Regions from separate parts of the Homo sapiens genome. Here region 2 is linked to region 1. A link is an interaction called in ENCODE POLR2A ChIA-PET data of the cell type or tissue named here. Cell type or tissue: K562. All regions are shown on one strand. Each heading gives the region's core, and the rest is flanking DNA. Links, peaks and the distances in the headings are about the cores only.

The links. Peaks named below come from ENCODE experiments on the same cell type or tissue, not always from the same donor. Only the 100,000 strongest peaks of a DNase experiment are listed, where the experiment ranks them.
Region 2: POLR2A ChIA-PET joins it to region 1 with 7 read pairs; 3 of 35 experiments call an interaction of 5 or more read pairs at or near these places.

What each region holds. Positions count from the first base shown.
Region 1 is chr19:16,607,404-16,615,199 of GRCh38, reverse strand. The region is part of intron 1 of MED26 (mediator complex subunit 26); the gene reads left to right. Among named protein-coding and RNA genes, the nearest start is that of MED26, 17 kb to the left of the region's middle. In K562, for the core only: a CTCF peak has its summit at 2,751; a DNase peak (open chromatin) is centred at 3,091.
Region 2 is chr19:16,432,298-16,440,093 of GRCh38, reverse strand. EPS15L1 (epidermal growth factor receptor pathway substrate 15 like 1) reads left to right here. Exons shown (of 24, transcript NM_001258374.3): 5 at 2,229-2,324; 6 at 3,095-3,157; 7 at 5,604-5,729. Among named protein-coding and RNA genes, the nearest start is that of EPS15L1, 36 kb to the left of the region's middle. In K562, for the core only: no CTCF peak of the experiment used is centred there; DNase peaks (open chromatin) are centred at 3,713, 3,983 and 4,323; H3K4me3 peaks cover 149 bases.

The DNA.
Region 1 (7,796 bases), core at 953-5,952:
GGTCCAGAGCCTCCATAAGCATCCCTGTCTTCTGACTATTGCAGGCATCCTGGTCTGATCTTTCCCGCAGTGCTTCCTGTAACCGGTCTGACTTGCCTGTCATTTCCCCCACCCCCATTCCCCTTGAAGCAAAGACTGGTTGGTTGTTTTCTTGCTGGTATTTAGAGAGCCATTCATTCTGTTAGGGCCAGTGACCAGTTTACAAATGGATGTGGGTCCATTTCTGACTTCAGATTACAGAAGTAGCATTGCCTAACCTGGGAGGACCCAGTTGGGCTTGGGGGTAAGAATTCAGGCTTAGTGGGGCTTAGTCATTTAGCTGATTAGTATTGGGGTTGAGGTGGCTGCGGCTGGATTTGGCCAGACCCCTGGAGGAAGCCCCCTTCCTGTGATGGTTACTTGGCTCTCTCCAACCTTCAGCCCTTTGGATTCCTCCCATGGTTCGAGGGGTCTGTTGGAGCCATACTGGCATGGTCTGCACCCAGGCGCTGAGCCTGTCCTGTGTGTATCGCTCAGTTCCGTTAGGTTTGGGGATTCCAGAAGCCGTCGACAGGACCCAGTGGCCTGGTGAACCCCTCAGGCCCACATGAGCCTGCACGTGCCTCCTCCCTCCAGGCCTGGGCAGACACTCCCCACCCACCCCCCACCTTTTTATTTTATTTTATTTTATTTTGAAATGGGGTCTTACTCTGTCACCCAGGCTGGAGTGCAGTGGCACAATCGGCTCACTGCAACCTCTACGTCCCCGGCTCAAGTGATCCTCCTACCTCAGCCTTCTGAGTAGCTAAGACTACAGACACACGCTACCACACCCAGCTAATTTTTTGTAATTTTTGTAGAGTTGGGGTTTCACCATGTTGCCCAGGCTGGTCTCAAATTCCTGAGCTCAAGCGATCTGCCTGCTTCGGCCTCCCAGAGTGCTGGAATTACAGGTGTGAGACCGTGCGCCGGGCCAGACACTACCCTTAGCACAGCTTCTGGACCTTAGCTGGAAGGCTTCAGGTCCTTCTCAGCTGCTTCTACTTTGGTGACCTTGGAGCAGATCACTTAATGTCTCCGAGCCTCAGTCTTTTTACTTGTGACATGGAGCTGGTGTTGCCATCACCTGGTGATACCATCCTGTGGGGCTTGAGGTATGTTGAGAGCCTGGCACAATGCCTAGCCTCCATTTAGTCACCCTGATCATGAAGATGCTGGTACTGTCTTCCTGTGACAGATGAGTTTGGGATGTTGTCTTCCTGAGGCCATGCGGTTGGAAGGGGGGAAGTGAGGATTTTAACTCCATCATTGATTCTGTCACCAAGCCCAGGGCATGGATCTCATTGAATCTAGTTACCAGTCCCACTTCACAAACCAAGGGCTCGACATCCTTTGGTGTAAATCTATAAGGGACTATAAGGACTTTATCCTGGGGCCATAACAGAAATGGTTGCAAGGACAGCAGCATCAACTCTTACTGTGTGCTCACTCTGTGCTAAGAATTATCCCATTTTATAGATGGGCTGATTCAGGAAACTGAAGCATAGTGAGGTTAGGTCGCTGGCACTGCACAGCTGTGAGCCCGACTCCTTCTGCCCTCAGAGCCTTTGCTTTCATCCGGAGATAACACTGCTGCCCACTGTAGAGGGAAGGGGGATGCATGTGAAGCCAGTGCCACCTAGACAGTGCCCGTCAAGCGCCTTGGGTAGAGAGCTGGGGACTCTGCTGTCTTTTTCCACCTCGGAAGTGGGGGAGTTTGTGCCTGAGCTGCTGTGGAGTGCAGAGGATCCCGTGTCCCTTCCCCAGCCAGACACGGCCTCTGACATCTCTAGAGCCTTTGAGCCATGTCAGCTCCAGTTGATGAGGTCTTTTCTTGTGGAGAAGGGAGGCTTTTCATTTCTTATGAGTAGGTTGATGAATAGGTTTAACAATCAACTAGAAATCCTCTAAGCCTCCTCTCCCCTCCTCCCAAAGAAAGAAAGATGGAAAGAAAGAAAAGTATTTAATATGTAAGAGTTTGGGAATTAGACCTGGATTCGAATCTCTACAGCTCCGTCTCCAAGTTATATGTCCTTGGACAAATCACATCAAATATTTATCAGTGCTATTAATACTCTCTATAAAGTGAGGACGTCCCTATCCTACTAAAGGTAAACAGTGCCTGAAAGGAAATTTAGTACCTAGTAGGTACTAAACATGTATAAGCCCCTTCTCGACTTTTCAGGAGCTAGGGGGTATTACACCCCTAGATGAGTTTGTAGATACTGAACTTTGATTTTCACAAATGCTGTTCTTTTTCAAGGGTAGTCTTTCCTTTAGTGTCAGCAAGGAGCAGTTACAAGACAACATTGCATAATTTACACATTTCTAAATGCTCCCTCGGGGGAAAACAGGAAGAAATTGGTTGTAGAACAAAATCCCAGACGTCAGGGTCCAGAGCCTCTTCCTTGGAAGAGGTGCTTAGGCTGAAATTCACAAGCAGGTTTAAAAGCTGCCTGTACTTTTCCAAATCTCTCTGTGCTGCAGTTGCAGGTGGGGATGATCAAAATACAACTTTGTGCACATGAAGCTGCCTTTCAGAAGCAATAGCCAATATTCTTCCTGTGTAGAGACATACTTTAGAATCAACAATTGTGGCTAGGCATGGTGGCTCCAGCCTGTAATCCCAGCACTTTGGGAGACCGAGGTGGGAGGATCGCTTGAGGCAAGGAGTTTGAGACCAACCTTGGCAACATAGTGACACCTTGTCTGTAGTAGAAATCACAAACATTAGGTGGGGCTGGTGGCATGTGCCTGTAGTCCCAGCTACTCGGGAGGCTGAGGTGGGAGGATCGCTTGAGCTGTGTAGGCTGAGGCTAGGGTGAGCCAAGATCACGCTACTGCACTCCAGCTTGGGTGATAGAGCGAGACCCTGTCTCAAGAAAAAAACCAAACACACAAAAAGTAATCATAATCATAAGATCTCCAAGATTTTACTGGACAGAAAAATGTTGACGTAATTGATACCTGGAACATATACCTTGCACAAAAACATGTGGGCAGAATGGCCTTGGTGGGTAATCAAGACTGGATGTTAAGCCAGCGGGTTGCTGTTTTATCTCTCCCGGCCTATCTCCTACCCCACCCCCAACAACCTGCATCACCCTGTTGGCAGGAGCTCAGAGCCACTGTCACCCTCTTGGAAACTATTTATGTAGCAAGAGGCATAGACATGCTCATGTCCTGTGACCCAGTAATTTTACTCTTGGAAGTTTATTTACAGGCTGAGCTTGGTGGCTCACGCCTGTAATCCCAACACTTTGGGAGGCCAAGGTGGCAGGATCGCTTGAGGCAAGGAGTTCAAGACCAGACTGACCAACATAACAAGACCTTGTCTCCATTTACTTCTTTTTTTTTTAATGAAGTTTATTTTTAAACAGCATGGGAGAAGCTTCAGAATCATGGTGCATCCACAGAGTCAAATAGCCTATAGCCGAAAGCGTGATTCTGAAGGCTCTATAGAAAAATGGGCAGGCCTTACCATGAGGGGGAAAGGAGTGGTTTTGTGACTCAGGCATCTGGATAGGCTGGATGCCTAAAGAACTAGAACTTGGGGTAAAATGGAAGCACTTGTGTTGGTTGGGGCAGGGGGAATGGGTTGGTTTGTTTTCCCCTATGCTCCATTGTCTTTTCAATTAAACTGTAAAAAAATGAAAATAAAAGTAGGCTGCTCTAGCCTGAAGAGCACTTGAGCACTATAGAGAGCAATCGGCTGTGGAGTGGATTGCGGGCCTCTATGTACTGCAATCAGTGGAGAGGATTAGTTCCCCTCTCATACGTTTCCGGAAGGTTCAGAACACTAGTGTGCAACATAACACTCCAGTCAAGGCCACCAGTCATGTTCTTCATGTTCCCAGAGGTCCATCCCACCAAAAATGACTGGACAACACCTGGTTTTCTCCACACAGTCAGTGAAGCCACACCCCATGGCTCTGCTAAACACCCTGGAGTGGTCCATGCCTCTGCCTTCCTCTCACCTTAGTCACCTACTCCACCTGTGAGGCCCGGGGGCTACTGCCAGGATGCATGTTCTCCAGCCCTCCTCTGCCCTCCATCTCGAGTCCAACCCTGGCCATTTCCCTCTTGGTCCTGTCCCTTCCATACCGATAAGCAGATGACACCACTGTCACTTCACATCCTTCAGTGGTTTTCCATCACCCTTAGAATAGACGCCCACATTCCTTATTGTCATGATCTACACATGCTACAGGCCTTGGGCCCTTCTTTCCTTTCTCAGCTTAACTTGAACCCTTGCCCTCATTCTTGTGGGAGAACCTTCTCCCTCATCCAGTTCTTGTGACAGTCGGACTTCTTCAGGCCTCTCCTGGCCACCCATTATACAGAGCCCATGCCCTCCTGCTGTCACACTGCTTTCAGCCTTCCATGTCATGGCACACATAGGAAACAGTGGCATCCACAGGGTGCAATGGGTAATTTGGAGGCGAGACTAGGGGAAAGTGCATGTGCTGTTTCTACCATAGAAATTATAAGGATGGTGGCTCACGCCTGTAACCTGTAATCCCAGCACTTTGGGAGGCTGAGGCGGGCGGATCACCTGAGTTCGGGAGTTTGAGACCAGCCTGACCAACATGGGGAAACCCCATCTCTACTAAAAATACAAAATGAGCTGGGCGTGGTGGCTAATGCTTGTAATCCCAGCTACCAGGAGGCTGAGGCAGGAGAATTGCTTGAACCTGGGAGGCGGAGGTTGTGGTGAGCCGAGATCACACCATTGCACTCCAGCCTGGGCAACAAGAGCAAAACTCAGTCTTGAAAAAAAAAAAAAAGAAATTATAAGGAAAATAAAATACAGGGTGTTAGGGAGCATAGTTAATACTGAACTTGTGTTGAATAACATTATGATTATTATTATTTTTAGAGGCAAGGTTTTGCTTATTATTATTATTTTTTAGAGACAGAGTCTTGCTCTAAAAACTTTACTTGTCCAGGCTGGAGTGCAATAGCGCAATCATAGCTCACTACAGCCTTGAGCTACTGGGCTCAAGGGATCCTCCTGCCTCAGCCTCCCAAGTAGCTGGAACTACAAGTGCTAGCCACCACACCTCACTAATTTTTGTATTTTTTATAGAGACGGTCTCGCTGTGTTGCCCAGGCTGGTCTTGAACTCCTGGCCGCCTTGGCATCCCAAAGGGTTGGGGTTACATGTGTGAGCGACCACACCCGGCTTGAATAACATTACTGAAATAACATTGCCTTTTTTTTTTTTTTTTTTTTTTTTTAAAGAGTGCTTGTGTCCAAGAACATAACTTTTATATGTTAGGGTGTGGGTTTTGTTTTTGTTTCTGTTTTGCTTGACTTTGATAATTGTTGTGGAGAAATTTTGTTTGCACAAGAAGGTGATAAAACTTGGAAGCATTTTTTTTAGTAAACATTGAAAAATTTATGAGTTGGCATTTCTAAAAAATCCAGATTCTTTAATCTTTTCATTTATATGTAATGTTGAAATACAATAATGCAAATGGACTTTAGTTTCATTCAGACTCTATTTCAAGCACTTCAAAATAATGAAGCTCTAATTTACATAAGGCATATACTAAGGTATAGACAGTGGTGTGCTGGTGAAAATTTGACAACCAGCTCTCAGGAAAAAGAAAAGAAATCCATACATATACATATGTAAATATGCATGTAAGTTTATGAGTTTTACTAGTATAAAGGATGGGTGGCATATAATTTGCAAATAATAATGAAATATACAACACTGTTGTCAGTTCCATATAGCCAATTGCTTCTCACCAGCTGCTTCCGTTGATTTTTGCTGAGCTTTTGTATCAGCTTCTGATTGGTTTTGACATGACTTTGGTTAATATCTTATTCTCTCTCTTTTTTTTTTTTTTTTTTTTTTTTTTGAGACGGAGTCTCGCTCTGTCACCCAGACTGGAGTCCGGTGGTGCAATCTCCGCTCGCTGCAACCTCCACCTCCCGGATTCAAGTGATTCTCATGCTGCCCCCTAAGCAGCTGCGACTATAGGTGTGCACCACCATACCCGGCTAATTTTTGTATTTTTAGTAGAGACAGGGTTTCTGCATTTTGGCCAGGCTGGTCTTGAACTCCTGGCCTCAAGTGACCCACCTGCCTCAGCCTCCCAAAGTGCTGGGATCACATGTGTGAGCCGCTGCACCAGCCTGGTCGATATCTTTGTATTAATGAGTCAAGTGATGTCTTTGCTGAATTAGATAATAGTTTTCAAATACCTGTACTATAAGAATATTTTCTCAATTGTCCTGTTCCCAATGTAATGACTTCAGGCATGACACGCTTTTTAAGTTTAATTGCATTATTAACATTTTCTCCATCACTTTCTTAAGTCTAAACCCCAGGAGTTGGCTAACTTTTTGTAAAGGGCCAGATAGTAAATATTTTCATCTTTGCAGGCCATATGGCCGTAGAGCTTCTGTTGTACTGCTATCTTTGTAGCACAAAAGCAGCCAGAGACAGTATGTGAGTGAATGAGCGTGACTGTGTTCCAGTAAAACTTGATGTGGTTAATTTATGTCAATGTGAATTTTACCTCAATAAACAGCATGTAAAATGAAAAAAGTAAAATCTTCATTTACAAAAACAGACAGTGTTATGGAATGGCCCAGGAGTTTGCAGATTTCTAGTTTGGAGCCCATAAAATCAAGCCCTGATTTATAGTGTTTACTGATTTCTGTGGTGGAAATACTCTCACCATGGCTGGCTTCAAGCCACTAACATGAGATCACTGAATGTGAGGTTGGGAAAGAGACTCAGTAGCACACCATGTCCTCCATGCCCATACAGTAGTCATGAATAACCTCAGAAACCTAGATAGTACTAAGTTTGGTAAAATAAGTAGGAAGTGATGAGTTTTGAGTACACAGTACTGAAAACTTCCTCCTTTGTTCTTATCACAACTTATTGTAAGCTTATATAATGTAATTGTTAGTAATGGCTCCTTTGATTCCTGAAAGTGTCACCACGGGCTTGCTCTCTCAGTAAAGCTGGCGTGAGCAGGCTCCAGCACACACCTGGGTAGAGTCCCTGCCCCTTACCTGGCTTGGATGCTGAAGGCTCGCGGCCCCAGAAGAGGAGATGTATTGGAACGTGTGCAGACGGAGATCTGGCCTGGGCCTGGAGCCTTGCCCACCAGGGCCCTGGTGCCCCTTGGCCTGCTTGCCGGGCTTCAGGCCACAGACAGGTTCCTTGTCCAGATGGTGTCTGCGCCTTTGCAGCTGGCTGCTGGGACAGTTCTCGTGATCGTAGTTTCCCATTGGCCCTGTCTAGCACCCCTCATTGGCTCACGAGGAGCCAGCTGCCCTGAAGGGGAGGCAGGGTATCATGCAACTTGCTCTAGATCGGGGTGTCCAATCTTTTGGCTTCTCTGAGCCACATTGGAAGAAGGATTGTCTTGGGCTGCACATAAAATACACTAACACTGATGATAGCCAATGAGCTTAAAAAAAAATCTCATAATGTTTTAAGAAAGTTTACGAATTTGTGTTGGGTTGCATGTGGCCCGAGGGCCATGGGTTGGACAAGCTTGCACTGCTTCTTGCTCCAGATGTATTACCTCCCCGGGTTCTCTCAGGGCTCCGGGGTTGAAGTGACCACCTCATCTGGCCCAGTGGTTGTGAGGGAAGCCTTCAACTCACATTAATCACACTGTTTATTTTCTTCATGGCTTTTAGTGTGGCTATGGTCTTGTCTGTTGCCTGCCTTCCCCAACATGAGTGTGAGCCCTCTGTCTGCTCCCTGAGTTCCTCTTCAGAAGGCACGAGGCACACAATATGGA
Region 2 (7,796 bases), core at 1,671-6,670, 180 kb after region 1:
TAATCAGAGTTTTTTTTTTTTTTTTTTGGAGACAGAGTCTAACTCTTGCCCAGGCTGGAGTGCAGTGACATGATCTTGGCTCACTGCAGCCTCTGCCCTCTGGATTCACAAGATTCTCATGCCTTAGCCTCCACAGTGAAAACCCCATCTGAAAAAAAAAAAAAAAAAATCTGAAATCTGAAACTCTTCTGATACCAAGCATTTGGGATGAGGAATACTCAGCCTGTACTTATAAGTGATTTTAAGTGGTCGTAGATGGCCATTTTGTTAGAAGGGACCTTGTTTGTGCTGTGCCATGACTTGTGATCCAGTCTGTCCAGGAAGCCCCCTTCACTTGTACCTCCCTTCTTTGAGGTTCATGGTGCATGTCTGCATGTTTGTTGTTTTGTTTTTTTATTTTTTATTTTTTGAGCCTCGCTCTGTTGCCCAGGCTGGAGTGCAGTGGTGCGATCACTGCTTACTGCAGCCTCGATCTTCTGGGTTCAAGTGATCTTCTGCCTCAGCCTCTCGTGTACCTGAGGCCACAGGCACACACTGCCACACCTGGCTAATTTTTATTATTTTTTTTGTAGAGACGAGGTCTCACTATGCCCAGGTTGGTCTCAAACTCCTGTGCTCAAGCAATCCTCCCATCTTGGCCTCCCTAAGTGCTGGGATTATAGGCATGAGCCACCGTGCCCGGCCTCATGTCTGCATGTTAAAAGTTCTGAGAATTCCTATGGAAAATAAATTTGACTTTGCTTAATGCAGTTCCTCTAAACTTACTTAATTCCTTTTTCTTTTTTTCTTTACTATTTATTAATTTTTCTCTTTTCTCAGACCTTGCAGGGATGAAAGGTCCCCTTTTCTCAAAACCCTCTTATGATCCTCTACACTCTGCAAGGGCTTCTGAGGACAGCAGGCTGAGAAAGGCCGATCCTAGCACTTACCTCTTTGAAGACACTTTTAAAACTGTTAACAGTATTTATAGCTTTAAAAGTATCCATGTTCTTAGGCCAGTTAATAAAAAAAAAAAAAAACAGAAAAAAAACAAGCTAAGTGATCCCTCACAAGTCCACTGAGCCTTTGTGTGGTGGGTCCTGGGTTAGGAGGGAGGCACCTGACAGCCTAGTTCAACTTCCTTCCCGTGTCTAGGTGGGGTCCACGTCAGGCCACTGGGGGTGGGCAGGGGATGTTCCATTCAACGAGGCCGAGGGGATCGTGGTGAACCACAGATATGAGTTTCTGACCAACCGTGTGTATTTACGACTGCTTTAAAAAAAATTCAACACATAGCCAGGTGCAGTGGCTCATACCTGTAATCCTAGCTACTCAGGAAGCTAAGGCAGGAGGACAGGAATTTGAGACCAGCCTGGGCAACATAGTGAGATCCCACCTCTAAAAAAATAAATAAAAACTTAGCTGGGCATAGTGGTGCACACCTGTGGTCCCAGCTACTCAGGAGGCTGAGGCAGGAGGATCGCTTGAGCCCATGAGTTTGAGGTTGCAGTGAGCTGTGATTGCGCCACTGCACTCTGGGTGACAGAGTGAGACCCTATCTCTAAAACAAACAAAAATTCGGCACATATTTGGTCCATCATTCGTAACCTTAACCATGTTTAATTTTGTTGCTTTATACAACCTAACATTTCCTAAATGTTGGGAGCTCATAGTTTTTGGAAAATATATGCATCTGAAATTTTACAGATTTCCAGATGCAGTGGAATAAGTCCATTTTATTTTATTTTATTTATTTATTTTGAGACGGAGTTTTGCTCTTTTTGCCCAGCCTGGAGTGAAGTGGCATGATCTTGGCTCACTGCAGCCTCCACCCTCTGGGTTCAAGTGATTCTCCTGCCTCAGCCTCCCAAGTAGCTGGGATTTCAGGCACCTGCCACCACGCCTGGCTGATTTTTATGTTTTTAGTAGAAATGAGGTTTCGCCATGTTGGCCAGGCTGGTCTCGAACTCCTGACCTCAGGTGATCCACCTGCCTCGGTCTCCCAAAGTGCTAGGATTACAGACATGAGCCACCACACCTGGCCAGGATAAGTCCATTTTAGTGTATTCATTTAAGCGATGTCCCCAAGGTGAGTCCAGTTCAGCCCAACGCTCCAAGGGGTTTTTGCACGGACGGCCTTCATTGTTGAAGTGCACATCCTCTTTCCCTGAAGCCTGCTGTTAGAGACAGCTCCCCCTACCCTCACTGGCGATATGCTGTTTACTCCTTCCCTTTCTTTGGACTTGCAGGGTTTCTATGTTGCACTGAGACTGGTGGCCTGTGCACAGAGTGGCCATGAAGTTACCTTGAGCAATCTGAATTTGAGCATGCCACCGCCTAAATTTGTGAGTGTCCAAGTCCTTCAAGTTCACATTCTTCTAATACCAGATGTGTGTGTGTGTGTATGTGCATGTGTGTATGTGCATGTATATTTCCATGTTTTCTCTAGCCTTCCCCTTTTATTGTGGTGAAATTCACATAATAGAAAATTAATAATTTTAAAGTGAACTATTTAGTGGTATTTAGTGCATTTACAGTGTTGTGTCTTCATTACCTCTGTCTAGCTCCAGAACTTTTTCATCCCTCCGCAAGGAGACCCCATCCACATTAAGTAATCACTCCTTGTCTCCCCCTCCCAGTCGCTGGCAACCACTAATTTTATTTCTGTCAATGGATTTGCCTGTTCTGGACATTTCCTATCAATGGAATTCTCTAACATGGTCTTTTGTGTCTGGCCTCTCTCTCAGCATCGTGTTTTCAGGGTTCATCCATGTTGTAGAATGGATCAGTGTTTCCATATTCCATTTACTGGATGGACCACATCTTTATCCATTCATCTCTCTGGACATGTGGGTTATTTCCACCCTTTTGACTGTTGTGAATAGTGCTGCTACCAGCATTCATGTACAAGGATTTGTTTGGACATCCGTTTTTAATTCATTTGGGTCAATACGTAGGAGTGGAATTGCTGGGTCATGTGGTGATTCTGTGTTTAACTTTGTGAAGTCTTCCCTTTTTTGAAAGCACTTTGAAACGTGTATCCTTTTCAGCAAACCCACCCACCTATGATTTAATTCTGTGCCAGCCACAAAGGAATGTTTCTCTCTCTTCTCAGCACGACACCAGCAGCCCTCTGATGGTCACACCGCCCTCTGCAGAGGCCCACTGGGCTGTGAGGGTAAGTGAACGGGAATAGCTCCCTCCTTGGCTCTCCTTCAGATAGAATTGTTCCAGCAGTTGTTCTAGAATTGTTCTGGAATTGTTCTAGTTTGATGTTGTTCAGAACATTTTATAGGATGATTGTGTCAGCTCTTCTGTCTCAGTGTGAGTGGCCACAGCACTTGGATGAAACGCCTCTTCTAATGAACACCTTTTACAAAGGCTGTGGCCCTTCACTGGAATTGGGAGTTGCCTACCTGGACAACTAAGTGTCAGGAGTTGGATTATTAAAGGGCTGCAGTTTAAATCTTGCATCTTTAGGTCACATTCTGTGGTTTTTGCTGCTTGTGTTGGTTATTCAGAATAGAAGAGGAAACGGTGAGAGCTTGCAAGCACGTGGACCCCCAAATGTGTCCCTTGCTTTCTCGCTTCTTTCCAGCCACTTTGCATGTTACCATTCTTTCCTCCCTGATGTTCTGATTGCTTTGTGAAAAGCCTCTCTCAGCACTTGAAGTGTTATTTTTAAAACAGAGGATGTTGTGGCTGGAAAGATAAGCTACTGCGTCCAGAAAGAAGAAAAAAAACGAGGGCTGTCTTCTAAGTACAGAATTCCTTCTAAAGGAAGTGAGCATGGTCCCTCCAAGTAACATCAGGCCTCCTCACCTTCCCTTCACTTTCAGACTGTCACATTTCCTCACGTTTATGTGGCTTAAATCCTGACATGAATAACACTCTTGCTCTCAAATAAAGGTCCCAAGCACTTTCGTCCCATGTTTACACGGTTGGTTTGCTCCCTTCTTGGAGAGGTCATGGGCTGGGTGGGGGTATCTGTGCAGGGAGAGGACATGAAGATATGTCATGTGACTGAGGAGTCATGCAGTCACCTCTGTCATCAAGCACTTTGCCAGTGGCAATCACTGTGGTGAAGGGTTTCTCCCTGTCACCCAGCGCATTGTGTGGACTTTGAAAAAGAGCTACTTTGTCATGGGAAACAGTGCCAAGAGATCTTATACTTTAAAATGTGATGGCTCTTTTCCACCAGGGGTTATGTCCAGGCCTCACTGGAAGAGCTGGGACTGAGGGGCCTGGGGACCTCGCAGAGAGGAGTCAGGGAGCACAGGACCAGATGCTGTAATTGGGGTGTACTGTGGTCGAGAGAGATTCTGCATTCCATTCACAGCCACAGTCAGAAAGAACAAGCCCGAAGTGCCAAGTGTTTGTTTCCGTTGTGAACATTTCTGGGCTTCTGAAGGCACTGAGTCAGCAAGTCCGATGGCCAGGAGAGGATCCCAGGCCCCCGAGAAAGACCTGCAGCGCTCAGCTTCTTAGCACCAACAGCTGTGAAAGCATGCGGTGTCTGCCGGTGATCTCATCTCTGTGACTGAGGGCTCTGTCTTGGTTTTTGTCTTTTAAAAATTAAAAAATTTTTATTGTGGTTGAAAGACACATCATGTAACATTTACCATCTTAACCATTTCTAAGTGTACAGTTCAGGAATGTTAAGTTTCCTTTGGAGGGTGGAACAGACTGGAAGCCACTGCCTCACTCATGGCCCCTTTTACGGGCTGCCTGCCCTATGTCTTTCAGAACAGCAGGAACTGTGACTCCCCATCCTAATGCTGTACCTTCCCTCTGTTCATGAAGAGCTATTCCTATTTACGTATTAATTTATTTACCATTAGAAATGGAGGGCTTCCTGTATGTGGCTGGGCTTGGTGGCTCACACCTGTAATCCCAGCACTTTGGGAGGCCGAGGCAGGCGGATCACTTGAGGCCAGGAGTTCAAGACCAACCCGGCCATCATGTTGAAACACCATCTCTACAAAAAATACAAAAATTAGCCGGGCCTGGTGGCGCATGCCTGTGATCCCAGCTACTCGGGAGGTACGAGTGCTGAGGCACGAGAATTGCTTGAACCTGGGAGTCGGAAGTTGCAGTGAGCTGAGATTGTGCCACTACACTCCAGCCTGGGCAACAGAGCAAGATTTTTGTCTCAAAAAAAGAAAAAAAAAAAAAAAAAGAGGACTTCCTGTACTTTAAGTTGATTTTGATAATTATTTGCTCAAGCACTAACATCTGCTCACACTTTTGTCTTTCTGGTACAAGTGGGCTCCTTGGAGGCAGGTGAGACTGATCTTTGTCTCCCTGCAAAGACACTGCCCCACCATGGGAGACTCCTGCCACACTCAGGCAGCAGCTAGGACGAAGGACAAGACCCGGGGCCAGGGCCTCCCTCCTGAGGACCTTGGCTCCCAGATCCGAGGTTGCCATAACGTTATTTCCTTCAGGGTATATGTTCACTTTGGAAACCAAGGGGCCAAGACTGTTCTAAGATCATTTTGTGCTTTTAGCCAAGGGTGATGATGGGTCCGTGGCCATTTTCACTTGGCTTTCGGTCAGAGCTCGGTCTGGACATTCACACAGGTGTGCTCTCCTACTTACTCGGGCTATTTCTTTCCAACTAGGTGGAAGAAAAGGCCAAATTTGATGGGATTTTTGAAAGCCTCTTGCCCATCAATGGTTTGCTCTCTGGAGACAAAGTCAAGCCAGTCCTCATGAACTCAAAGCTGCCTCTTGATGTCCTGGGCAGGGTAAGTGGGCCACGGGCTTGGTTCTTCTGCACTCAGTGTCCCTGCTGTGTGTGGGCGCCACTGTTCTCTTTCCCCATGGTGCTTACAAGGCTCTTGCTCTGTTTTCTCCCTGTGCCATCAGGGGCTTTCATCAGCGCTCCTGTGGGTCCAGCCCCAGCTGGCTCAGGGCTTCCTAGGGTGTGGCTTACAGTGTTCACCCAGTCCCTGGGGAAGGTGCCAGAATCCTTCCACTTCACAGATGAGGAGGTGGACTCAGAAGTGAAATTGCTGCCTGGGGCTTTGGGACCAGTAGAGCTCAGTCTTAAGCTCCCCAACTTGGGCTTTCCCCCTTTCCATTGTGCTGAATGTGGGAATGTGTGTCTGTGTCTATTTATTTATTTATTTATTTATTTATTTATTTATGAGATGGAGTCTTGCTCTGTTGCCTAGGCTGGAGTGCAGTGGCACGATCTCGGCTCACTGCAACCTCTGCCTCCCCGGTTCAAGCAATTCTCATGCCTCAACCTCCCAAGTAGCTGGGATTACAGGTGCATGCCACCACGCCCAGCTAATTTTTGTATTTATAGTAGAGATGGTGTTTTACCATGTTGGCCAGGCTGGTCCCAAACTCCTATCTCAGATTCACCCGCCTCGGCCTCCCAAAGTGCTGGGATTACAGGCGTGAGCCACCACACCCGGGCTTTTTTATTTCTTTTTTTGAGTTTTTAGAGATGGGGTCTCACTGTGTTGCCCAGGCTGGTCTCGAACTGCCAGGCTGAAGCCATCCTCCCACCTCAGCCTCTGGAGTAACTGGGACTGCAAGAGCACCACCACTCCTGGCTCTTTTCTACTATTAATTACTCTTTTTCTTCTGATAAAGCTCAAGGTAAAAGTATTTTCAACTCTGCTGCAAATTTAGGAAAAATTTTATGCATTCTCTTTAAAGAAAGTCTTAGCCTGGTGCGGTGGCTCACGCCCGTAATCCCAGCACTTTGGGAGGCCGAGGTGGGTGGATAACTTGAGGTCAGGAGTTCGAGAACAGCCTGGCCAACATGGTGAAACCCTGTCTCTACTAAAAAAAAATACAAAAATTAGCCAGGTGTGGTGGTGTTCGCCTGTAATCCCAGACACTTGGGAGGCTGAGACAGGAGAATCGTTTGAACCCAGGAGGTGGAGATTGCAGTGAGCTGAGATTGCACCACTGCACTCCAGCCAGGGCAACAGAGCGAGACTCTGTCTCAAAACAAAAACAAAAACAAAAAAAACCCTCAATTTAGGCTGGTGTGGCGGCTCATGCCTGTAATCCCAGCACTTTGGGAGGCTGGGGCGGGCAGATTACTTGAGTCCAGGAGTTTGAGTCCAGCTTGGGCAATATGGTGAAACCCCATCCCTACTGAAAAAAAAATACAAAAAACTAGCCAGGTGTGGTGGTGCGTGACTGTAGTCCCAGCTACTCTAGAGGTTGAGGTGGGAGAATCACACCTGAGCCTGGGAAGTCGAGGCTGCAATAAGCTGAGATCGTGCCATGGCACTCCAGCCAGGGCAACCGGATTGAGACTCTGTTTAAAAAAATAATAATAATAATTAATTTTTTGTTTTGTTTTGTTTTGTTTGTGAGACAGAGTCTCGCTCTGTCACCCAGGCTGGAGTGCAGTGGCATGATCTCAGCTCACTGCAACCTTTCCTCCCAGGTTCAAGCAATTCTCCTGCCTCAGCCTCCCGAGTAGCTGGGATTACAGGCATGCACCACAACAGCCGGCTAATTTTTGTATTTGTATTTGTATTTGTATTTGTATTTATTTATTTATTTATTTATTTGAGACAGAGTCTCGCTCTGTTGCCCAGGCTGGAGTACAGTGGCGCAATCTCTGCTCACTGCAAGCTCCGCCTCCTGGGTTCACGCCGTTCTCCTGCCTCAGCCTCCCAAGTAGCTGGGACTACAGGCGCCCGCCACCACGCCTGGCTAATTTTTCATATTTTTAGTAGAGATGGGGTTTCACCATGTCAGCCAGGATGGTCTCGATCTCCTGACCTCATTATCCGCCTGCCTTGGCCTCCCAAAGTGCTGGGATTGCAGGTGTGAGCCAC